Regions from separate parts of the Homo sapiens genome. Here region 1 is linked to region 2. Evidence: chromatin loops called from intact Hi-C (ENCODE). Cell type or tissue: MCF 10A. All regions are shown on one strand. Links, peaks and the distances in the headings refer to the core of each region. The heading gives the core; the rest is flanking DNA. Region 1 has its middle 17 kb from the start of ESYT3. Region 2 overlaps PIK3CB (phosphatidylinositol-4,5-bisphosphate 3-kinase catalytic subunit beta).

Region 1 (17,232 bases), core at 5,234-13,233, 280 kb before region 2:
TTTTAGTCACATTTTGGGCCCACTACTTCCATCACTTTTGAAGATTGAAGGTTTCCCTTTCTAAAGGATGCTCAGATTCCCAGGTCCATACCAGGACTATTTTAAAGTCCACTTTCATCTCCGCACACTTCTAAAGAGGCTGTGAACCGAAGTTCCCAGGTGTCACAGACGTCAGCATTGTCATCACCCAGGAGCTTTCTGGAAAGGCAGACTCCTGGGCCCTGTCCCAACCTGCTGAGTCAGGATCTGCATCTTAACAAGATCCCAGGAGAGTTGTGTGCACAATGAAGACAGTAGCCACTGCTCCAGAACATCAGGCCTGGCATCGAAATGAAATCCAGCCCTGGACTCACTGTTCCTCAGGATCCGGTTCAGCTTCATCCAACCAGAGGATGCTTCATCTGCATTCATTCGATGACTAAAAAGTTCGCGCCTCTGCCTTTAACAGCTGCAAGATTCTGCCCAGCAAGGAGGAGGCAGTGAGCTCCAAGTGCCCACCCACGGTCAGCATGTGCTTCCCTTAATTATGGGAAGTTTTCACACAGAGGCAAGTGGGCTCCCAGTTTGCTTCTCAAACACTTGCATTTTGGTTAAAATGCACAACTATTGTAAATGTAAAGAACAAGAAAAAATCTAACTGCTGAGAACTCTTAGGGACTCCCAGTCCCTAAGCACTTGAAAGGGTGGCCTATTCTGTGCAAGCTGGATTTTCACTTAGCATAGCTGCTGGGCTTCCACATCATCCTAAATAGCTCATTACCATGCTAATGTGGAAATTTAAATATAAAAAAGGAAAGCTGAGTTTATACCAAGCAAAGAACTGATGGATGCTTTCAGTGGAATGTACATCCTGGCAATTATGTGCTAAACCATTAGCTCTGACTCAAATCCAGCTTCCTAGTCTCTCATCAGCCCTCCGCCTGGGCTAATGAGCAGAGGTGAAATCACTGGATAAGTGGCTCTCAAAGTGTGGCCCTCAGACCAGCAGCTTCCATATCCGGGGAGTCTGCTAGAAATGCAGGTTATCTGGTCCCACCCCAGACCTAATGAATCAGAAATTCTGAGGTGAGGCACAGCAATCTGTGTTGAACAACCTTCCCAGGAGACTCTGTTGCACCCTAAAGTTTGAGAACCATTTAATTAGATAAATTATTTAGGTAAAAATAAAAGTTCTTACCACGGGAAGGTAAATTGTGGCTGGGCTTGTTCTTATCTACAAGACAGCTGCTGACTCTCTGGGCAAAGTTGTCCAGGTACTTCTTCCTTCCTTCATCTGATTCATGAGGACCCCTCAAGGTCTGGAACTGTTATCAGAAAGGGGTTCTGATCCAGACTCCAAAAGAGGGTTCTTGGACCTTGCACAAGAAAGACTTCAGGGCGAGTCCATACAGTAAAGTGAAAGCAAGTTTATTAAGAGAGTAAAGGAATAAAAGAATGGCTACCCTATAGGCAGAGCAGCCCCCAGGGCTGCTGGTTGCCCATTTTTATGGTTATTGCTTGATTATATGCTGAAAAAGGGGCGGATTATTCATGCCTCTCCTTTTTAGACCATATGGGATGACCTCCTGACGTTGCCATGGCATTTGTAAACTGTCATGGCGCTGGTGAAGTGCAGCAGTGAGGACGACCAGAGGTCACTCTTGTGGCCATCGTGGTTTTAGCCATCTTCTTTACTGCAACCTGTTTTATCAGCAAAGTCTTTATGACCTGTGTCTTGTGCCCACCTCCTGTCTCATCCTGTGACTTAGAATGCCTTAACTGTCTGGGAAAGTAGGTCTTACCCTCACTTTACCCAGCCCCCTATTCAAGATGGAGTTGCTGTGGTTCACATGCCTCTTGACAGGACCCAGGTACCTCATACAGGGGTTGTTAACCTTGGCTCCATGGGGTTACAGGTGGGGTGGCTGACACCCCTCAAATCATATGCAAAATTCCGTGTATACATATATTCTTCTGGGGAGACAATCATGTTTTAGCAGATTCTCACTGTACCGCTGAGTGTCACCCAGCATGAAAATGAACCAGCCTCTTGAACCTTCTTTTTTGACTTCAGGCCCTTCTGGTAGTTTCACAGCCATAGAGAGTGGAAAGAGGAAATGAAAGGAGCGAAGATCCATCGACTCCACAACTTCTAAGAAGCTTTAAATTGTTCACTTGGTGGACACATCTCTGAGCTTGCTCCCACGACATCCTGAGGGAGGGGAGGCAGCCGGGCTGCCCTTCTCCTCCCAGTTCCCCAGCGTGACTAAGCGTGTAACGCACATGACTCCCTCATCTCCACCCCTGCTGTGGTTAACACCCCCTGCCTCTCGGGCCCTCAACACCCTGGTACAAAACTAGCAAAGAGCAAAGAAAATTCAGGGTGCTGTGGCAGCTCCAGGACTACTTGGCAACCCATCACCAGGATGGGAGCCCAGCTGGGCAACGGGAGCAGAGGAGAGATGGGAGGAATGTCAAAAAAGCACTTGAAGGCAAATGCCATCGACTCAAATTTGAATTTGTAACCACCTAGACCAGTGGTTCGCAACTCAGGCTGTACAATAGAATCACTCAGGGAGCCTGGAAAATAATTCTGCTGCCCAGACCACTCCTTCAAAGAGTCTGGTGCCATTGGTCTAGGTTAGGGCCCGGACATCAAGATGTTAAAGCTTCCCAGGTGATTCTACTGTGCCGCCAGAGCTGAGCCCACTAGCTGGGCTGCATTTTAATCTCATCTCCTGAATACCATGCCTTCCAGTGATCATGGGTTACTAAAAAAACAGCTGCCTGGAGTAGCCACTGTCTGTAAAGCCACTCCTATAAAGGATCAGTTTCCCAGCCCTTGATGTGTAAATGGACACTTGACCATAGGGGATTCTTATATTTTCATTAACGTGGGGGATTCTTATATTTTCATTAAAGTGGGTCCCCTCAGAGTCTAGCTTGATTTGTCGGTTTTCTGGTCACAGTCCACTGTAATATCTCATTTGTCCACATCTCTTCCATTTTTATATCCATAACCCAGGGAAGGGCCTGGTGATACAAAGTTAATACTGAATGTTTATCAAATGAATTAATAATTATTACAGATCTCAACAGGGGCCTCCAGGCCTTAAAATCTAAATCAGATTGGCTCAAACTATCCTTCTCCATTCCCAAGCCTATGGTTTGTGGCAGTCCCAAGGCCCACTGAAGACTTCACACAGTTCTCCCAAGTCAGGTTCTCACAGGGACCTCCACTTCTGTCCATTTCACTCTGACGTTCAGCCCCTGCCTCAGTTTCTACAAAGAAAACTCACTCTCAATAAACATTCCTAGCCAGGTGCAGTCGCTTGCACCTGTAATCCCAACTACTAGGGAGGTTGAGGCAGGAGGACTGCTTGAGCCCAGGAGTTTGAGACCAGCTTGGGCAACCTAGGGATACCGTGTCCCTTGAAAAAATAACCATTCCTGAGTTTTGCTGGGGACTTGGGGGTCACAGGGATGGTCCCTCTGCTGTCAGGGCCTCTCAGTTGGCCTTCACCCCATGCCAGACCCTCCACCAACCTGTCTTCTCCAGCACCAGCCACCCAGTAAGCTCAACACCCATCCCTTTAGATTCTCTAAACCTCATTTGCTTTCTTTAGCCATAATCCCATAATCTCTTCCTAGAATGAAATATGGTTTCAGCTCTTAATAGGATGGCCAAAACCAGTTTGCTGAGGACTGAGGAGTTTCCTGAAACACTGATCATTCATTGCTAAAACCAGGACAGTCCCGGGCAAACCAGGACCATTGGTCACCTTACTGGTAAGAATAAAATTCTCACCTTGTTCTATAATAATGGTACTAAGAACTATAAATTAGCTGGTGGTTCTCGACCTAGCAATCATCATCATCATAATTACCTGGGAGTTAAAACACAGGCTTTTATGATTTAGCAGGTCTGGGGCCTGAGAAATTGCATTTCTTACAAGTTTCCAGTTGATGGGATAGTGCTGGTCTGGGACCACACTTCAAGAACCCTGAATTAGGTAATCCACATTACACATTCAACAGAGGATTTGGCATACAGTAAATAAATGCACAACAATAACTAGTTATCAGCTAACGTTTTGTTGAGCACTTACTGTAAACCAGGCACCCTGCTATTTCTACATATTACCTTATTTAAACCTCATGGCTTCCCTGAGAGGTAGGTGATGTGATGCTTGTTTTACAGAAAGGGAAACTGAGGTCCAGGGACAACCAGAAGTGACTGAGCCTGCACGTGCACCCAGTTCTGACTTGGAAGCCCACGCTCCATTCACCAGCAGCCCCGCCACACTGAGGACTGAGCTAGTCCCAGCTAGCTGCCCCGCCCCTTTTTAATTTTAACTTTGTTTGAGGAAAATCTTTCAATGTGTCTCACACGTCCCTGCCTTCTTCCAAGTGAGCTGAATGCAGATCAACTTCCTCTGCATGACTCAACAGCAGCATTTTGAACATCAGTGACAGTCATTTTCCAGAGTGTCTGCACTGGGCCTCCTCCAGGGGCAGCCTGAGCTGTGGCCTTGGACACCACCTCCAGTTCTCTTCCTCCAGCTGCCTTTCCCAGCTCCATCTGAGAAGTCGAGGCCAGGACAACCCAGCAGTTAGCCCAGTGAGTAAGACCCAGGAGGCCTCATGTGTAGTCTGGGGGCTTCTGGACTGCAGCCCAGGGGAGCACCCACAGCTGGGAGGCCCCTCGGCCCTGACCTTGGCCCTGCTTCCTTAGAGTCAGCCTGGTGGCTGAGGCTGCTGGAAATGGACCCTGTGATGCAAGGCACTACAACTGACTTTCTTGTTAATATGATAGTTCTTCCCCACCACCCCTCCTCCTCCAAACCATCCAAACTTCTAGTTCCTTCTTTGTGGCTGGCATTACTGAGATTTCTGGTATTATTGGTGCACAGAGGATGTGTGGAGTGCGGTAAGAACATAGGCTGCCTAGGTCTGGCCCAGCAATGCTGCCAGCTGATGACCTTCGGTAACGTGTCCAAGCTCTCTATGCTTTGATTGCCTCATTTGTCAAACTGGATTGATGATAACATACTTATTTTAGGGATATTGAGCTATTGTTGAATTAGATACAGTCATGTGCCACATAAGGATGTTTTGGTCAAGGGCAGACCACATATACAAAGGTAGTTCCATAGATTAAAATACCCTATTTTTTCTGTCCTTTTTCTATGTTTAGATACACAAATACTTGCCATTGTCTTACAGTTGCCTACAGTATTCAGTCCAGTAACATACTGTCCAGGTTTGTAGCCTAGAAGGAGTAGGCTATCCCATAGAGCCGTGGTGTGTAGTAGGCTTTACTATCCAGGGTTGTGTAGGTGCACTCTATGATGTTCACACAATGATGAAATCACCTAAGGATGCATTTCTCAGAATGTATATCCATCATCAAACAACACATGACTGCATATACTTTCAAAATAGTGGCTGGCACACCGAAACTCTATTTAAATGTTAGCCAGGATTCCAAAATCGAATCCGTAAATGATTCTGGAGTGTCTACTAGTAACTCCAGCCACCATTTACTCAAACAGCATGTACCAGTCATTGTGCTTTGCACGGGTCACGTCATTTAAGGCTTGGAGGAGCTAGGCACACCCCCCTTAGTTAGTGGGGTGCTCGTCTCCCAGGCCAAGCTGGCCTGTCCAGCGGTACCCCCTCTGCCTCCCTTGTGGGGCAGGCTCTGAGCTGGACATTCAGCAAGGAGGCTTAGCCTCCCCCATCCTCTGACCATAGCCCCTGCCCTGCCACCTCTCCCCTGCCTGACTCATTTCTCCTTTCCTCAGATGCTTCTTACCGAAAAAACAGCCTCCTGTTGCCCTCCTCTCCTGGGTCCCCGGGCTACTCCAAGCTCTGCTCTTGCCCAGCTCCCCTTGTCAATCAAAACAGATTCAGCCTTCACAGGAAGCAATTTGGCATCTGGTATCAAGAGGTTTAAAATCCTCTTTCCTAAAAATGCCACTCCTAGGACCCTCTCCTAAAGAAGTAATAAAAGATGCAAAGAATGATGAACAAAGGTGATCTTCACATTCATAAGATACAAAACGTTAAAGGATCTAAGTGAGCAATAATTGGAGAATGATTAGATAAATGATGCTGTACCCACGTACTGAAGGATTATACCACAAACGTGAACAGCAGAAGAAATGTTTGTTTCATGCATTTTCATCATCCTTGGATGGTAGCGTCTTTTTAAAAATCTTTGCTTAATGGAAACACAAAAGAAGGGCATCTAGTTTCTACTTTATTTTTATTTCTTTGACCCCAGTAAAGATGGACTTTTGAAGACTTGTCCATTTTTATTCCTTATAAACTGCCTATTTATGCCCTCTTCAATTTTCTGTTAATTTCATTTTTCTTATTTATTGGTTTTATGTATTCAGTTTATTGACCACTTATATGTCATATTTATTGCAAAAATTTCCCTTAGAATGTAGTTTCCTTTTTTATTGTATTACTGATTTATTTTTATACTATAGATGTTTAAAATTTTAAATGTCCAAAGCTATTATTTACTCCTTTATCGTTTTTGTCTTTGGTACAATGCTAATATGATCCTTTCTCATCCAAGTATTATTATTATTTCCTTTGAATACCTTTAGGGTTACACCTTAAATTTTTTTTTTAATGTTTCTTTTAGAGACAAGGTCTCGCTCTGTTACTCAGGCTAGAGTGTAGTGGTGATCATAGCTCACTGCGGCCTTGAACCCCTGGGCTCAAGCAATCCTCCTGCCTCAGCCTCCCTAGTAGCTGGTGCTATAGACATGTGCCACCACACACAGCTATTTTTTTTTTCTTAGAGATGGGTCTCACTATGTTGCCCAGGGTGGTCTCCAACTCCTGGCCTCAAGGGATCCTCCCACCTCAGCTATTCACAGTGCTGGGATTACAGGCATGAGCCACCATGTCTGACCCAGATGACTTTCTATTCATAAAATAAGGGAATGGAATTGTCTATACCTCATGCCATTATATTGAAGATTAAGTAAACTAATGTATGGAAAGCTTTAGAAACAATAACTGGCACATAGTCGTTTCTCTGTCATGGTTAGCCTATTGTTAATTTAACTTTAATTCATTGGAAATTTATTCTGGAGTGAGGTGTGAAGGGTGTTTTAGCTTTGTGTTAAGCCAGTTGTCCCAACACCACTTTTTCAATAACATACCCTGACCTCATCAAAAAGCCTGTGGCTGGAATGCAATCTTTTTGCTGATTCTGAGCCACATGGGGAATTCCCTTTACAGAGCTATGAGCTGGGGAGGAGGCTATTCCCAAATTCCCTGCTCATCCTCTCACTAATACTCTTCCCTATGCTAAGTTCACCATGGATTTCCTAAGGATAGGGTGTGGAGCCAAACACCCTCAGCCTGACTATTCTCTCCTTTCCCAGCCCAAGTTCAGGCTGTCAAAGTCAAAATAAAAATATAGAGATAAATCTCTAAATTTAACATTTTATTTGGGAAGCAAGAATTGCAATTCAGGGCCAGTGATCTTCAGAACTTCCGAAGAACAAAGAGAAGGTTAGAGGTTTTATAAAAAGGAGAAATGGCTGGATGTGTTGGCTCACACTTGTAATCCCAGCACTTTGGGAGGCCAAGGCCGGCAGATTGCTTGAGCCCAGGAGTTCCAGACCAGCCTGGGCAACATGGTGAAACTCCATCTCTACAAAAAATTTAAAAATTAGCTGGATGTGGTGGTGCACACCTATAGTCCCAGCTACTTGAGAGGCTGAGGTAGGAGGATCACCTGAGCCCCAGGAGGTTGAGGCTACAGTGAGCCATGATCATGCCACTACACTCCAGCCTGGGAGACAGAGTGAGACCCTGTCTCGGGGAAGTTCTGATTGGTGAGTGATGGCAGTGGTTAAAACTAGTCTTAGAATAACAGCAGGCTGTTTCAGTAGCCATTAGACAAAACTGGTTTCAGTTTATGAGAACAGGCAGTTTCGGCAGCCAGGCTTGCAGAGAATTACATTTTTGGAGCAACGTTATATTCCCTGGGTGTGTTTTCCCCCAGACTCTCTACTCTGATTTAATTGGGTATGATAAGAACGATACAATTTGTACGACCAATTTTCACAAGAGTTTTGTATCCTCAGTCCTTCTACAAACCCTCCTCCTTTTTCTTTCACTTTCTCCCCTTGGGCTACTGAGATCCCATTTTCTCTAACCACCCTGGTGCCACAGCCCACGGAATCTGCTGGGTCAAGGTCAACAACGAACCCCCCTGCCACCCCCAGCCCAGGCCAGCATGCCCAGGTAGAAGCCAAGAGGAAAACAGTGCCTCCATCCTGCACTGGGTGGTGGTGACGGGGGTAGGGTGCTCCCCTCCCTTTGGGAAATATCCAGCCAGGCTTTCTCGCCATTGTCTACCAAACTTACTTGTCTTCCCAAGTAAAGGCCAAACCTCCATCTGAAGCTCAAGCAGTGTTAATGCCTCTCCCTTCGTAACACCCACCTCTGCAAGGAAGTTCTTCAGACGTAACACACATTTTTGCGAGGGGCATAGTATCAAAGATTAGGAAAGGAGATAGGTGATGCCTCTTTTTCTTAGGCAAAGAGCTGAAATGCTACTTTCTGAGTGAGGGCTCACTATGTGCTGGGCAGGGCCAGATGGCTGCACAGCCCGGGGGGGTACCTGTTGACATGACATTTGTGTGAGGGGCACCTGCTGGTCCTCACAGCAGCCAAGGTACATGCTGAGAATCCTCACTACATCCTGCTGGGGACAGTAAAATTCTCTCAGAGAAAGAAACCGAGCTTCAAGGCGAGGACTCAGACCCAAATGTGTCTGATCCATTCCATGCCAACCCTAGACAAGGATCAGAGGACATTTCCTCACCATGTGGCCTTGGGCAAGTTATTCCAATTCTATTGGCCTGGGTTCCCTCTTCTGAAAAATGGACATCCTACTTACTTTTGAGATGTTGTGAAGATTAAATGAGTTAACACATTCAAAGAGCTTAGAATAGTAGGTGGGCTCGCTCCTTCACAGTTGCTTTAAAAAAATGTTTAAGCATTATCAGCATTATTACTCTAGTAGCAGCAGCAGTAGATACTATCCCGGTTGAGGTTTCCTTGCCAACCCAACACCTGGGAAGCAGGACCAGTGCCCTTCTCGTCCACCAGATGGCAGCATCACAGAACGGACAGGCCCTTTCTAGCTGCCTCTGTGCGCACGATTTGTAGGGAAGCCCTCCAGCTTCCCCAGAGGCCTGGGAGAGAACCAGCAGCTCCTCCAAAGCAGGATATCAGAAGTCAGGCTCCTTCACCCACTGGCCCCTGTTCTCAGCCCAGCTCTCTAGGATTTCCTGCCCTAGGACTGCCCATATGCAGATAATGTGCACCCTGGGGGCCCAGGGTCTGGATCTCCGCAAGTTCACCATTTGTATTTGCCAAATGCTTCGCACAGCACCAGGCCGAGGAACCTTCTCAGGAACTGTCTGATGAACCCGCTGGGTCTAAACTACCCCAACGAAGGTCCAGCTCTTTCTGGGTGCTTCCTGCTGAAAGCCACCCCAAACCCCTCCCGGCTGACCTCCAGTGCCTTCTAGGGGTTGGCTGCTCCATCTGCTTCCGGCCTTCCACGTAGACACAAGGACTGTGGGGTTCCCAGGAAGGGCTTTCAGAAAGACTCTCTTGGCTCCATTTTCACAGGCTTCATACACACACACACAGTCCTACCATGGCCTCTACCTTGGGAGACCCCAAACCCTGACCTCTGGGCTCTGGCCTGCTCACTTGCAACCAGCATTGGCCATGTCGTGTGAGGGCATGCTGCCTTAGATCACAGATGGAGCTTATTAAAAGGGCGGTTTCCAAAGCCTCACCTAGGGCCAGTGGTCCTCAAAGTGCTGTTCCAGGACAAGGGCAACACATCTCATGGGAACTTAACAGGAAATGCAAATTCTCCCCACACTCCCACTGAATCCAAAACCCTGGGTTGGGGTCGAGCAAGCTGTGCATTAATACACCCTCTAGGTGAAGCTGCTGTGCGGGGAAGTATGAGACCCACTGGCCTGCCCTCTTCCCTTCTTCTGTGGCTGCAGGATTCGTCTCTGCAGATGGTGCCAAATCTCTCCCTCCAGCACTCCGGTGGGTCTAACTCATCATCTCCAAGAGTGGTGTGGTTGGTGGGTGATGTAGTGCACCACCTGACACAGTTGTGGTCCACATTTTTCCAATATGATGGTGCTCAAAGCTATTGTGTCTTAGTTTTTAATCTCGATGAAAATATGTAATGTTTTCATTACAGTTGCTTAGCAAATAGAACCCTGACTTGTGACAGCTGTCTCCACAAAATATCAAGTTACATGAGCTATCTTGTTTCCAACAGCTGTAATATTTTTCTCCTCCAAGGAAGGAGGAGACATTGAGGTGATCCTGTTATAGAGAGGAGAGGAAGAGATGCAGATGTACACACACACACACACACACACACACACACGCATGCATGCACACACATGCAATGTCACTGAGAGCCCTTGCTCTGAGGAAGGACCAGGCCTGGGATGGGAGCAGGTGTGGTACCTGGAGGATTGAGAGGTACAGCCCCATACTTAAGGAAGCTCACAATCTCGAATGGACAGATATGCTTTTGGCAGAAAGTGTGAAGAGTTAATTTCCTTCCCTGCCACTCCCCTCCAAGAAAAGAGCTTCATGGAACTCAGAATTGCTATCCAGATCCTCCATACACAGAGTAAGGGAGAAAAGACAGACTTATTTCCTGTGAAAATGGATCTGGTGCATTATGTAAACAAGTCTCTCTTGATGCTGGAAGCTGCTGGAAAATTAATTTTTTGTAATTACAAGTAAACTTGTATGTTTCTCAGAAACTGTCAACCAAATTGTCATGATTCTATAAATAGAAGTGTAGTGGATTGAACAGTGGCCCCAAGAAGATGTTGACCTAAAAGGAAGAAGATGAGGCAAAATTAATATAAGTAGAGAGTGTATTTGGGCCAAGCTTGAGGATTGCAACATGGAAGCATAGATACAAGTTGCCCTGAATACACACTCCAATTAGCAGCAATTGCAAGTGGAGTTTTAAAGGCAAAGTAGGGGACAGGGAGTGGACTGTACAAAGTTGTTTGTCAGGAATGAAACCACCTTTGCAAAAATTATAACAGTAAGAAAATTATGACAGTGAAAGAGATCTGACCTAACCAACCTCCATTTTTCCCTTTTACCTCCAAACTGCCCTTAATCATTCCTGGACTTGGACTAAACTAACTGTGGAAGGCATTTAGTTTATAGTTTAAATTATAACAGCCTTTGCCCAAAACTAAACCACCTTGGTAAAACTAATGAAAGACCACCAGGTTAGAAGGATGAGGGGAACCTGACTTCTGGTAGGGTGTAGACGTAAACAATTACAAGCCATTATTCTAGAGGTGACGAGATTTGCAACTTCCCCAGTTACTCCTGCAGATAACATCACTCTTGTAGAACCCAAGATTGGCCTTTTGAGATGTCTTTTCAGGTTTTTGCATTTCTGACAAATGATAGCTCCACCTAGACCCTCCAACTGGTCCTGTGCCCCCACCCAGAAGTTGACTGAGCATGCACGAAGACCATTTTCCACACCCTGATGATTGCGTCCCCAACCAATCAGCAGCACCCATTCCCTGGCCTGCCAAACTATCTTTGAAAAATCCTAGCCTCCAAATGTTCAGAGAATTGATTTGAGTAATAACTCCATCTCCCATATTGTGTGGCTGGACTCATGTCAATTAAATTCTTTCTGTATTGCAATTCCATAGTCTCAGTGAATTGGTTTTGTCTGTATAATGGGCAGAAAGAACCCATTAGGTGATGACAGGAATTCTCACGGGCTTACAGAAATAACATTGATTAATGATTGGCTACACATTGTTAAGCTATGGAGTGTGGGTTATAGGTTAATTTATAGCTACTTGTGGCCCTAGCAAGTAGTTTCAAGAGATGCATGTCAATGAAAAGAGCCAAACTCTGTAAAATATTTGAAGAGATTTATTCTGAACCAGATGTCAGTGACCAAGGCCCATGATACAGCCCCAGGAGGTCCTGAGAACATGTGCCCAATGTGGTCAGGCTGCAGCCTGGCTTTATATGTTTTAGGGAGACATAAGACATCAATCAATACATGTAAGGTATGCATTGGTTTGGTCTGGAAAGGTGGGACAACTTGAAGGGAGAAGGCTTATGGGTCACAAGTGGATTCAAAGATTTTCTGATTGGCAATTGGTTGAAAGAGTTATTATCTAAAAACCTGCAATTAATAGAAGGGAGTAACTGGGTTAAGAGAAGGGATTGTGGAGACCAACGTTCTTACTATGCAGACAAAGCCTCCAAGTAGCAGGTTTCAGAGAGAATAGCTGGTAAATGTCTCTAATCAGAACTAAAAAGGTGCCAGAATCTTAGTTAAACTCTCCTGGATCAGGAAAAGACCTGGAAAGGAAAGAGGGTTCTATAGATTTTCCCCACAAGAGACAGCTTTGCAGGGTTATTTCAAAATATGTGAAAGAATCCGGGCGCAGTGGCTTGCGCTTGTAATCCCAGCACTTTGGGAGGCCGAGACAGGTGGATTACCTGAGGTCAGGTGTTCGAGACCAGCCTGACCAACGTTGCAAAACCCCGTCTCTACCAAAAATACAAAAATTAGCCGGGTGTGGTGGCGGGCACCTGTAATCCCAGTTAACTGGGAGGCTGAGGCAGGAGAATCACTTGATTCAGGAGGTGGTGGTTGCAGTGAGCAGAGATCACGCTGTTGCACTCCAGCCTGGGCAACGAGAGTGAAACCATCTCAAAAAAAATATATGTAAAAGAAATATATTTTTGGGGTAAAATACTTTGATTTCTTTCAGGGCCTTTATCTGTCATGTGATGCTATACTAGAGTCAGTCTGGAATTTGGTATCTTATTGCTACAAAGAGTCTGTTTTGTCACTCTTAATATCTCTGTTTTAAGGTTAATGCTGATTGGCTGTGCCTGAATTCCAAAGAGGGGAGGGTATAGTGAGGCATGTCCAACCCATCCTTACCATCATGGCCTGAACTACTTTTTCATACTGACTTTGGAATGCCTTTGGCTGAGAGGAGGGATCCAGTCAGTCAGTTTGGGAGCTTAGAATTTTATTTTTGGTTTACACTTACACAGCTCAAAGTGGGGAGTAGGGCGTGATTGCTGTCTTATTTTAATGCTTCTCTGGGCCTAATAATTTCAAAGAGCTCACATTCCTCCACTGAGAGTCCTTTTCTTTCCTCAAAAATATGCCCAGGTCCTAACCTCCAGTACCTAGGAATGTGACCTTATGTGGAAATAGAGTCTTTGCAGATAGAACTAAGGATCTCAAGATGAGATCATCCTGGATTTATGGTGGGCCCCAAATCCAATGACTGGTGTTCTTACAAGAGAAAGAAGAGAGAAATTGGAAACACATAGAGCAGAATACCTTGTGAAGACAAAGGCAGGTGTGGCAGTGATGCATCTACAAGCCAAGAAATGCCAAGGATTGCCAAGCCACAGAAGCCAGGAAAGAGGCATGGAGTGGGTTCTCCCTCAGAGCCTCCAGAAGGATCCATGCTGCCAACACCCTGATTTTGGACATCTGGCCTCCAAAACAGAATAAATTTCTGTGGTTTTAAACCACCCAGTTTGCAGTAATTTGTTACAACAATCCCAGGAAACTAATTCAAGAATATGATGTGGTATTTTGTGGCAACAAATTGTAACCTGAGGGGTTCTTCCAGCCTGCTGCACAAAGAAAGACCACAGCATTGCAGCAAAGAAAACAGTTTAGTAGACATGAAGCTGGCCATACCACATGGGAGATGGAGTTAGTACTCAAATCAATCTCATCCAAAGCTCCTTTCTCAAGGGCGGTCTGGGGGAAGGGGTGGGAGTGGCTAGGCTTGCTGCTGTTTGGTTGGAATAGAGATGAAATTATAGGGGTCAAAGCTGTCCTCCTAGGCACTGAATCACTTCTGGGTGGGGCCACAGGAGCAGAATTGGTGGTTCCAGGTGGAGCCATGGGTGTCAGACATGCAAAAAACCTGAAAAGGTATCGCAAAAGGCAAATCTACAATAGTGGTGTGATCTGCAGGAATGGCTGACGATCTATGTCTACACCTTAGCAGAATCAGCCTCCTCTCTGCCCCCTAGGCTGATGGTCTTTCATTAGCTTTACAAAGGTGGTTGAGTTTTGGGGAAAGGCTATCATCATTTAAACTATAACCTAAACATCTCTCAAAGTTAGCTGGGCCCAAAAGCCCAGGAACAATTAGGGAAAGGCAAGATGGGTGCCAGGGGGCAGGGGAGGGGTTAAATCAGCTCACTGTTATAATTTTTCTCGCTCTTATAATTTTTGCAAAGGTGGTTTCAAAATTTGAAAGTCTAGAAAGAAGACATGATTCTCTGATAACATTTTATATTGCCAAACATGACTCAGAAAGAAGTAGAAAACTTGAACAGTTCAGCAATAATAGAAAAATGTGGAAAATGTGTTAAAGATTTATCACTTCACAAAGCACCAACCTGAGATTATTTTACTGCTAAATTTTACTTAACTCCCCCAAAGAAACAATTCTCTTACTATTCAAACTATAAAAGACTAGCAAGAAAAGTCCCAAAGTCATTTAGTAAGACTAGAAATACCTTAGCATCAAAGTCTGGTAAAGCAAGCAGAGAAAATAAATGAGAAATTTCACTTATAAAAATAGATGTAAACATTATAATACTAATAAATCTGACAGCATATAAAAGGAATAATCTGCCATATTGAAAGCAGTTCTTCCTCATATCTGAGTTTTGGCATAAGCCCCTGAGGAAAGAAAAATAACTCTGAGCAGTGTGAGTTATGTGAGGTTTGCAAAATTCACCAGCCCCAGAGAGACATGAGTATGGGACTTCAGTGACACAGAGGGGATGGGTGCATGCCTCCATGCCCACCTGGAGTGATTGTTTAAAGGCATTTTGTTCCTAACTAGCTGCCTCATCCATTAATCTTCATGTTCTTGGAATTTGTGATAACAAAGAACAGTGTATAGCAGCCAATCAGTAGCTTATGTTATTTTAATGTAAATTCTTGGTAAACAACTTAGGAACTGCCTCTTCTTTTCCTTTAAAAACCTACTAATTGGCTGGGCGAGGTGGCTCATGCCTGTAATCCCATCACTTTGGGAGGCCAAGGAGGGCAGATCACGAGGTCGGGAGATGGAGACCATCCTGGCTAGCACAGTGAAACCCCGTCTCTACTAAAAATACAAAAAATTAGCCCGGCATGGTGGTGGGCGCCTGTAGTCCCAGCTACTCGGGAGGCTGAGGCAGGAGGATGGTGTGAACCCGGGAGGCGGAGCTTGCAGTGAGCCGAGATAGCACCACTGCAGTCCAGCCTGGGTGACAGAGCGAGACTCCGTCTCAAAATAAATAAATAAAATAAAATAAAATAAAATAAAATAAAATAAAAAACCCACTAGTCACTGCTGCTAATCAGAGCGTATATTTAGGGCAACTTGAATCTATGTTCCCCGGTTGCAGTCCCCAAACTTGGCCCAAATAACTCTCTACTTATATAAAGTTTGTCTCAGTTTGTTTTTTTTTTTAGGTCAACACCCCAAAGGCCAAGAACAAGAGCCAGCTTGTCAAGTCCTCCCATTCTTGAGGGAGACAGCTGGCCTCTGTGCCAGCCTAAGAGGGCCCTTCAGACCCTGAGGTTTCCTTCAGAGGCTGAAGAGTGAGAGTGAGGACATCTTTGGATAGCGCTGTCAGTGAGCATACTCCATCTGGCCTTCTGCCTCCCCTCCCTCCTCAAGTCAAAAGAGGGTCTCCTGAGACCTGAGGGACAGAAGAACTAATACAAACTCAGGGTAAGAGGCTGTGGCTGGAGCTGCCCTTCTGTGGTGGCAGATCATGGGTGAGGACTGTCTGAAGGAAGGCCTGCATTTCCAGCCTTCACTGGGTAACAGCATGTGCATATTTCCTGTGGGCGCTGTGGAAGGGAGTGGTATTTAGTAGGGATCCCCACACTTGGCAAAAGAACAGCCAGGAGGCTGAGGGAGAAGTCTACATTGCCAACTTGAGGAGGTGTTGCCTGGATCAAAGGTTCTGTAAGAGAGGGAGCCTCAGTGCTGGGGAGTGGGTCCCCCTCCGTAACTATAAGTGCAACACCCACTGAGGGTGCCAGCACCAACTAACAGTGGCACCAAACTAGTAGGGACTTCCTGCTCCTCATCTCTCCTCTCTCCCAGAGGGCCCCTGTGATGGTTAATTCCATGCATCAACTTGGCTAGGTCACAGGGTGCCCAGATAGTTTGTTGCACTTTTTTTTTAGTGTATCTATGAGGGGGTTTCAGGAAGAGATTAGCATTTGCATTGGTAGACTGAGTAAAGCAAATGACCCTCCCCACTGTAGTGGTGCATCATCCAATCTATTCAGGTCTGAATAGGACAAAGACCAGAGGAAGGGAGAATTCACTCTCTCTGCCTGACTGCTGAGCTGGGACATCAGTTTCCTGACTTGGGCCTGGGATTTACACCATTGGCTCCCCTGGTTCTTGGGCTTTCAAACTCAGACTGAACTACACCACCAGCTCTCTCGGGTCTCTAGATTGCAGATGGCACACCGTGGGACTTCTCAGCCTCCATAATTGTTACAGGAAAGAAGTCCTGATCCAGACCCCAAGAGAGGGTTCTTGGATCTTGCGTAAGAGAGAATTCAGGGTGAGTCCATAGGGTAAAGTGAAAGTAAGTTTATTTAAAAAGTAGAGGTATAAAAGAATGGCTACTCCATAGAGCAGCCTGATGGCTGCTAGATGCCCATTTTTGTGGTTATTTATTTATTATCTGCTAAACAAGGGGTGAATTATTCATGCCTCCCCTTTTAGACCATATAGGGTAACCTCCTGATGTTGCCATGGCATTTGTAAACTGTCATGGCACTGGTGGGAGTGTGGCAGTGACGACAACCAAAGGTCACTCTCATGGCCATCTTGGTTTGGGTAGGATTTGGCTGGCTTCTTTACTGCAAGCTGTTTTCTCAGCAAGGTCTTTATGACCTGTATCTTGTGCTGACCTCCTGTCTCATCCTGTGACTTAGAATGCCTTAACCATCTGGGAATGCAGCCCAGTAGGTCTCAGCCTCACTTTACCCAACCCCTATTCAAGATGGAGTTGCGGTGGTTCAAACACCTCTGATATAATCACATGAGCCAATTCCTTATTAAAATTTCTGTCTCTGTCTCTCTGTGCATTCAA
Region 2 (8,000 bases), core at 1-8,000:
TAAAAGACTTACCTAAGATGCCAAAATAGAAACTGCCCTATCCTCCGATTACCAAGTGCTCTTTCTAATAGGAATCTAGAGAGGGCACAATCAAGAAAAGGCTCATATTTTAACACTTGCACCAGTTGTAAAAGATATTGAGAAAGTTCTTCATCACTGAAAGAAACAAAAGACACAGTGAGTAACCAAACAACCTGTGCCAGAAAAAGATCCCTTGGTATCAAACTATCAAATGTGAACTTGTTGAAACACAATGGTTCTTTTGGGCCAGGCTTGTTACATGCTTTCCTTCACTGTACCACTGTTACAATATCACAAAAAAAGCTGAAGATTTCAGATGGGGAAAAGGGAGTCAAGAGGGTCAAAGAACAGATACTAGAGATATTTTAATCAAATGAATTAGATTGTGATATGGTCTGGCTTTTGTCCCTACTCAAATCTCACCTCAAATTATAATCCCTATAATTCCCACATGTCAAAGGAGCATCCTGGTGGGAGGTGACTGAATCAATGTGGCCCTCCATGCTAGTCTCATGACAGTGAGTGAGTTCTCATGAGATCTGATGGCTTCATAAGAGGTGGTTTCCCCTGCTCTTTCCCTTTTCCTGCCACCTTGTGAAGATGGTACTTGCTTCTCCTTCGCCTTCTACCATAATTTTAAGTTTTGTGAGGCCTCCCTAGCCATGTGGAACTGTGAGTCAATTAAACATCTTTCCTTTATAAATTACCCAGTCTCAGGTAATTCTTTATAATGGTGTGAAAATGGACTACTACAGATTGTTAAAATTCATGACTGTATTTTCAGTCAGCTAAGAGTTACCAAAAATATTAGGTACTTTAATACTGATTTCTGATCATGCTAAAAAATTTGTGCTTAGTAAAACAATCATTTTTAAAATAAAAATTCCATCAGTACTTTCACAATTTATTTTCCTTTGCTGTTATTAGGGTTAAGTTGTCCCAGATAACCAATGTACAATTAAAATCTTAACTTCAAATAGTTTGAAGGATGAGAAAGTGAATACATTTATAAGTGGGAATTGATCATTGAAATAATATAACAGATAACATTGTAATTAACTGAGCTCAATTAATTAAGGTTAGTGGTTCTCTATTTTGTGTCAATCTCCAAACCATTCTACCTGTAAACACACTCCTATCAGAGGCAACTCCAGCAGTATAAGGTATGAAGCCCAAGTGCCCCAAGTGCTCCACTTACTCTCCACAGTATTGGGTAATAAATGGTTAAGGAATTAGTAGTCTAAGGCAGATATCTGGGACTGAAACCCAGGGCACTATATACCAAAACCAAAAACTCATAACCAGAAATTTCACAATAGAAAAACCACCAGAATTAGCTACACGGAATACACGGATCACTGCCATCTCCTCAGAGGGATCAATGCGTTTAAGAAAAACACTTGGCTCAGCCCAAGGAGAACCAGGTGGCCCCTCCACAACAGGTCTCCAATGCAAACTTAAGCAGATGGTGAAGCAACTGGGAATTCATTTTTTAAAACTATCTATAACACAATTTTGATTAGGTTTATTGTAAAATTCATGCCCACTATATAACCTATAAATAGTGTAAAAAATAGAAAGTATAGGAATAGGAAGCTGTTTCCTCTTCTCTCACATTTCTAATTTCACTCCCCAGAAGTAAGCACTATTGGTGAGTCTGTGTAATTACTTTTGGCTATTACACAGCTTAAAACATACACGATTTTAAAAAGAAAAAAGGATCATAGTATCCACACTATTTTGTGGGCTTTTATGTTTCAAAAACCATAAAGTACATAAGCCTCACTTTTGAACCTAGAAAGAAAATGGATAAACTTCATTGTCTGAGACAGTCATTTCTTCAGTGAATCTCATAGATTCTCACAAATGCACCATCCAAGGGAGACTGTACAAACATGTTCACTGAAGCATTATTTATAATAGGGAAATGTGGAGAAACTTAAATATTCCTTAATAGGGAATGAATTAAATAAGATATATCCCTATGACAGAATATTACACAGTAGTGAAAGGAATAAATGACATTTAAACATAATGGGAGAGACTAACCTCAAAAACCTGATGTTGAATTTTTATTTATTTATGTATTTGTATTTTATTTTTTGAGACAGGGTCTCACTCTGTCACCCAGGCTGGAGTGTAGTGGCACCATCTCAGCTCCTGCAACCTCCGCCTCCAGGGCTCAAGTGATCCTCCTACCTCAGCCGCCCAAGTAGCTGGGACCACAGGTGCGCACCTCCACGCCCAGCTAATGTCTCTGTATTTTTGGTAGAGACGGGGCTTAACCATGTTGCCAAGGCTGGTCTCAAACTCCTGGGCTCATCGATCTGCCTGCGTTTGTCTCCCAAAGTGATGGGATTATAGGTGTGAGCCACCACAGCTGGCTGAATTATTATTATTTTTTTTTGGAGACGGAGTCTCGCTCTGTCAACCAGGCTGGAGTGCAGTGGTACGATCTCTGCCCACTGCAACCTCTGCCTCCTGGGTTCAAGTGATTCTTCTGCCTCAGCCTCCTGAGTAGCTGAGATTACAGGCACCGGCCACCACGCCTGGCTAATTTTTTGTATTTTTAGTAGAGATGGGGTTTCACCATGTTGGCCAGGCTGGTCTCAAACTCCTGACCTCAAGTGATCTGCCTGCCTCAGCCTCCCAAAGTGCAGGGATTACAGGCATAAGCCACCACACCCAGCCATCTGGCCAAATTTTTAAAAAGCATGATATAAACTAATGCATATGGCAAGACACATTTGTGTAATAATAATTCCATGTCTATATTTTCATAGATATATATGAAACAGAAAAATGTGATATAGAAGCATACACACCAAATTCATGATAATGTTTGCCTCTGAGAAGGAAGAGAAGTAATCAAGACTGGATAAGGAAACTATGAGGACTTCAACTTTAACTGTAATGTATTTGCTTAAAATATATATATATATATATATATATATATATTATATATATATATATATATATATATATTTTAAACCCATGACAAAAATTAACATTTCTTAATTCTGGAGGGTGGATAGACTGTGTGAAGAAAAGAGGTAACACAGCAGGCTTGGCTGCTATCCTCTAACAAGCCTGCTTATAGGATTGGCCCATGGCTAGCATCTGGGAATTAAGATTTCAGGATTCCCACCACCCTCCCTAATTGATAAGAGTGGCTCACTGCACCTAAACTATTTGTGCAAATAATGGTTTATGTTGTATATCCACTTTACTGCTGGGAGTATAGAAATCTGGTACATGCTAGGCAGAGGGTGCTTATGTGATAGCTGCCCGTAAAAACCGTGGCCACGAAGTCTCTAACAAGCTTCCCTTGCAGACTTGTATTATCACAACTCACTCCTGATAGAAATAAAAGTGTTTGGGGTGACTTCACTGGAAAAGAACTCTTACAAGCTTATGTATGCCTGTTTTCCTCATGACTTCACCCCATGAACCTTTTTCCCTCTTTAAATTTTGCTCTGTATCCTTTTGCTGCAATAAATTATATCTGTAAGTGACTATGTGCTGAGTTCTGAGTCCTCCCAGTGAGTCATCAAACCTGAGGGTGATCTTGAGGACCTTCTGACCTAGCATGCTTTTGGTTTTTTTTTTCTAGTATAAACATTGAGTTGGGGAGCTGGCAGGAGTACATGAGCAAATGCTTTGAACTGTGAATAATTCTGAGCCCTTTTCTTTCTTATGAGACATCAAGGAGACACCCTCATCCCAAACCCACCCAAGTTATTCCTTGCCCCAAAGAAAACCACCTGCAGAAGATACCTCATCTGTCGCAGGCAGCCTACAGCATATTCTCGAACGTACTGGTCTGGATAGTTGAAATCCAGAAGCTCTAGGGCCTCCCGGGGGGGCAGTTTAGGCCAAATCTGAAGCAGCGCCTGAAGCTGTTTAAAAAATGAAACTGGTTCAGAAATAATGGGGGACAAAAGTAATCTAATTTTCCTTGACACACAGGAGCACCAAGATAGGTCAAAAGAAGGCAAAGCTCACTTTTAATTATTGATGCCTCAAAAATCCATTCCTGTTAATAGAGACTAATAAAGATTGTCTTTGTTGTTGAAACATTCTATAGATTAAGTCTGAAAAGCTATGAAGTACTTACCCCCAAATAAATTTTATGGGTGAGAGAGAAAAAAATGTTGAATTTGTAGCCTTTCTAAAGCTCAATTCCATCTGATAAAATCTTATTCCTTAGTATTTAATTTCTCTCATTGGATTTTCCTGGGTATCACCTAAGTACCACTGACATCAACGTCATGGAAGGTATATGATATGTATGCAAGATCACTGCTGTAAAACTATGGCAAATAGATGGCAGTGGTTAGAGGATTTTCTTTCAATTGATTGCTCAAAGTCATACTGGGAGAGGTGGCCTGCAAGCTTGTTGGCTATCTTGTGGATGTTAAGTTTTATTCTCCGACCAATTAAGCTTTGAGAATTCAATAAAAACCGTTTATATTTTATTATTTAATTCTACAAGTTATTCAATCTATAATTATGGCAAGCCCTCCCCCAAAAGTCAACAATATCTAAATGAGTATCTACCAGCTAAGTTAAAAGGCATTTTCTCATATCAAGCAAAAGTAAATAAAAGTTAACTAATTTTTTAAAAATTAGCTTAATTTTTTCAGTTGTTTTACATTTGAAAAATATTTTTGCGAAAACAATACTTTTGAATGATTTTTTAAAATTTAATTACTCTATTATTAGCATATATTTATATAAATTGTTAACTTTTTTCTGAGACAGTTTCACTCTTGTTGCCCAGGATGGAGTACAATAGTGCAATCTTGGCTCACTACAACCTCTCCTTCCTGGATTCAAGCCTCCTCCCAGATTCTCCTGCCTCAGCCTCCCGAGTAGCTGGGATTACAGGTGCCTGCCACTATGCCCAGCTAATTTTTTGTATTTTTTTTTTTTTTTTTTTTTTTGAGATGGGGTTTCACCATGTTGGCCAGGCTGGTCTTGAACTCCTGACGTCAGGTGATCCACCCACCTTGGCCCCAAAGTTCTGGGATTACAGGCATGAGCCACTGCACTCAGCATAAATTGTTAACTTATATATGTAATTTGACACATTAGAATTCACCTACGTGAATAAATTACATAGTTACTTAGCAAATACAGTGGAATGCCTAGTAATTTTTAAATTTTAACCTTTTTTTTTTTTTTTGTAAGAGATAGGGTCTCATTCTGTTGTCCAGCCTGGAGTGCAGTGGCACTATCGTACCTCACTGCAGCCTTGAACTCCTGGGTACAAGCAATCCTCCCAACTCAGCCTCCTGAGTAGCTAGGACTACAGGAACACGCCACCATGCCCAGCTAATTTTATTTCATTTATTTATTCTTGTAGAGATAGGGTCTCGCTATGTTGCTGGTCTCAAATTCCTAGACTCAAGTGATCCTCCTGCCTCTGCTTCCCAAAGTGCTGGGATTACAGGCTTGAGCCACCATACCCAGCCTAAATTTTAACTTTAAACTTAAGTTTTACTTAGCTATTCTTAACCCTATATTGAATAAGGCTAGCTCTTTTTTTATGTATAAAGCACAGATACAAATACGTACATGAAAAGATGTACCATGTATCTACGGAATCAAAATCTCATGGGTTATTGGGGGGAAAAGGGTCTATAAAAGCTCCTAAAGGTATAGTGATGAAAACAGGTTGAGAAATACTGATATAAAGACATAAAGCACCAACCTCATCCCCAATTTTTCTCACTAATAGATCCCCCCTCCCTGCTTTGCCAAAGGCCCTAATGGACCAGCAGTCTTCTTTATGAGCAGAAGAGTTGGGAAGAGACCATTTCCTGGGTTTTGAAATAGCAGTAATAAAAAAAACTCCTCATATCTCCAGTTAATACTTGGAATACACTGCCCATAAATAACACTGAAAAGGAGAGATAAGATTATGTAATACTAGAGGTTCAACAATGTTGTGGTTAAAAACAACTCTACCATTGGAAAGTAATGACTTTGGTAAGATTATTTATAATTATTAAAAATTAAATCATGTAAGTGTAAAATTAAATAAATTGCCAAAACTCACCAAACCTCTCTATAAGACAGCTTTTAAGAGTACAGCAAGAAATTCTTTCCATTGTGATTCTAATGAAATAATATGATGCATTTCTTAGATATGTACTCAGCACTAGACACTATCCAAAAGAAACAGGCAAATGTGTCAACTAAAAAAATGCTTAGATCTTGTTTTCCATTACTGAAGGTTCATGGAAAACGAATCCTGAATTTAGATAATACATCAGTGGCTAGAAGACAATAACTATTCTACAGCAATTAAAATAAAATAGTTCCTTTTCAGTCTAATTTGGTCTAAGGTGGAAACAAGTTTAATCGAGGTACACACAATAATATAATTATATAACATGTCTCCAAAGATTTATTTATTTATTTATTTATTTATTTATTTGAGACAGGGTCTCCCTCTGTCACCCAGGCTAGAATACAATGGCACAATCTTGGCTCACTGCAACCTCAGCCTCCCGGGCTCGAATGATCCTCCTGTCCCAACCTCCCGAGTAGCTGGAACAGGCGTGCACCACCATGTCTGGTTAATTTTTGTATTTGTTGTAGAGACAAGGTTTTGCCATGTTGCCCAGGCTGGTCTTAAATTGCTGAGCTGGTCTCAACCTCCTGATCTGCCCACCTCAGCCTCCCAAAGTGCTGGGATTACAGACATGAGCCACAGACCCCAGCCATTTTATTTTTTTGAGACAAGGTCTCACTCTATTGCCCAGGGTAGAGTGCAATGGCATTTGGTTCACTGCAGCCTCAACCTCCCAGATTCCAACAATTCTCCCATTTCAGCCACTCAAGTAGCTAGGACTACAGGCACATGCCAGCATGTCCAGCTAATGTTTGTATTTTTTGTAGAGATGGGGTTTCACCATGTTGCCCAGGCTGGTCTGGAACTCCTGAGCTCAAGCGATCCACCTGCCTTGGCCTCCCAAAGTGCTGGGATTAGAGGTGTGTGCTACCATGCCTGGCTCCAAAGATCTTTAGACACTAAAAGTAAACACAAAAGAAATCCTTTCTACTCTTAAATTGAGAAGTGAAACAATAAATCCAAAGATTTTTAAAATGCATATAATTAAGATAAATCTGTATTTCTTCACTAAATTTTTAGTCACTATAGATTTACTAAGACTACATACTAGAGAGATTCATTGAACTGAAATAAGTAACATGAAAAAATTTGGTTATTTTAGTAGACCAAATTTATTTGTTCTGATTAAAAAACCCATTTCAAAGGTCTTTCTATTGAGCACTGGTGGGTTGTTTGAATTGAATAAATGCCAGTGCTTTTTGGCAGGGTCTTGAAAATTAAATCAGGGAACTAAAATTTGGTGGGTTTCTGAAGCAAAATGGTCTTTTTTCTATTCTGTCAAAACGCATACATTCAGCAATACTGGACAACTGAAATGAATGTTAAAATTGACCTGAATGATATATTATCTAAAATATTATTCTCTGTAATAGATGTAATTTTCAAACAATGGACATTCATTCTAGAACAGTCATTGCAAAGAGTCTAAAAGATTTAAAACTCTGGAGTTCACTGATGAAGCTGGTAGAAGGTACCCACGTCTTAGAAAGTGGTACTTTTGATAGATAATTGTCCCAAGATCAATGTTTCAATTGTATTTGGTGAAAGGTATGGCAATCCTACCCAAAATCTGAGATTTTTAAATTCTGGAAATGTTCTGGTCCATTACTTGGAGTATAAGAGTTTAAAACCTCAAAATTTCTCCTGCTTAAATTATCCTATCTATGAAAATATACCTATGAGAAAAGGATACTTTATGTGAATCCAACCAAGTACCATACACCCAAAAAAAGTTATAGAAACGATCTTTTGTTACCTGAGCAACATCCTCAAGTTTATTCCACTTGATTGACAGCAGTAATTTTGGCAGTGATTGTGGGAAAATCTCTCGGCAGTC

The links. Peaks named below come from ENCODE experiments on the same cell type or tissue, not always from the same donor. Only the 100,000 strongest peaks of a DNase experiment are listed, where the experiment ranks them.
Region 1: a loop joins it to region 2, with 17 times the contacts of the local background. A loop is called at or near these places in 5 of 110 quality-filtered maps.

Annotation. Positions count from the first base shown.
Region 1 is chr3:138,408,580-138,425,811 of GRCh38, forward strand. No RefSeq gene overlaps it. Among named protein-coding and RNA genes, the nearest start is that of ESYT3, 17 kb to the right of the region's middle. RefSeq lists enhancers at 4,045-4,545, 4,546-5,046. In MCF 10A, for the core only: a CTCF peak has its summit at 9,126 (motif pointing right); a DNase peak (open chromatin) is centred at 9,142.
Region 2 is chr3:138,690,988-138,698,987 of GRCh38, forward strand. PIK3CB (phosphatidylinositol-4,5-bisphosphate 3-kinase catalytic subunit beta) reads right to left here. Exons shown (of 24, transcript NM_006219.3): 13 at 7,920-8,000; 14 at 3,799-3,920; 15 at 13-156. Among named protein-coding and RNA genes, the nearest start is that of FAIM, 86 kb to the left of the region's middle. In MCF 10A, for the core only: no CTCF peak of the experiment used is centred there; a DNase peak (open chromatin) is centred at 3,594.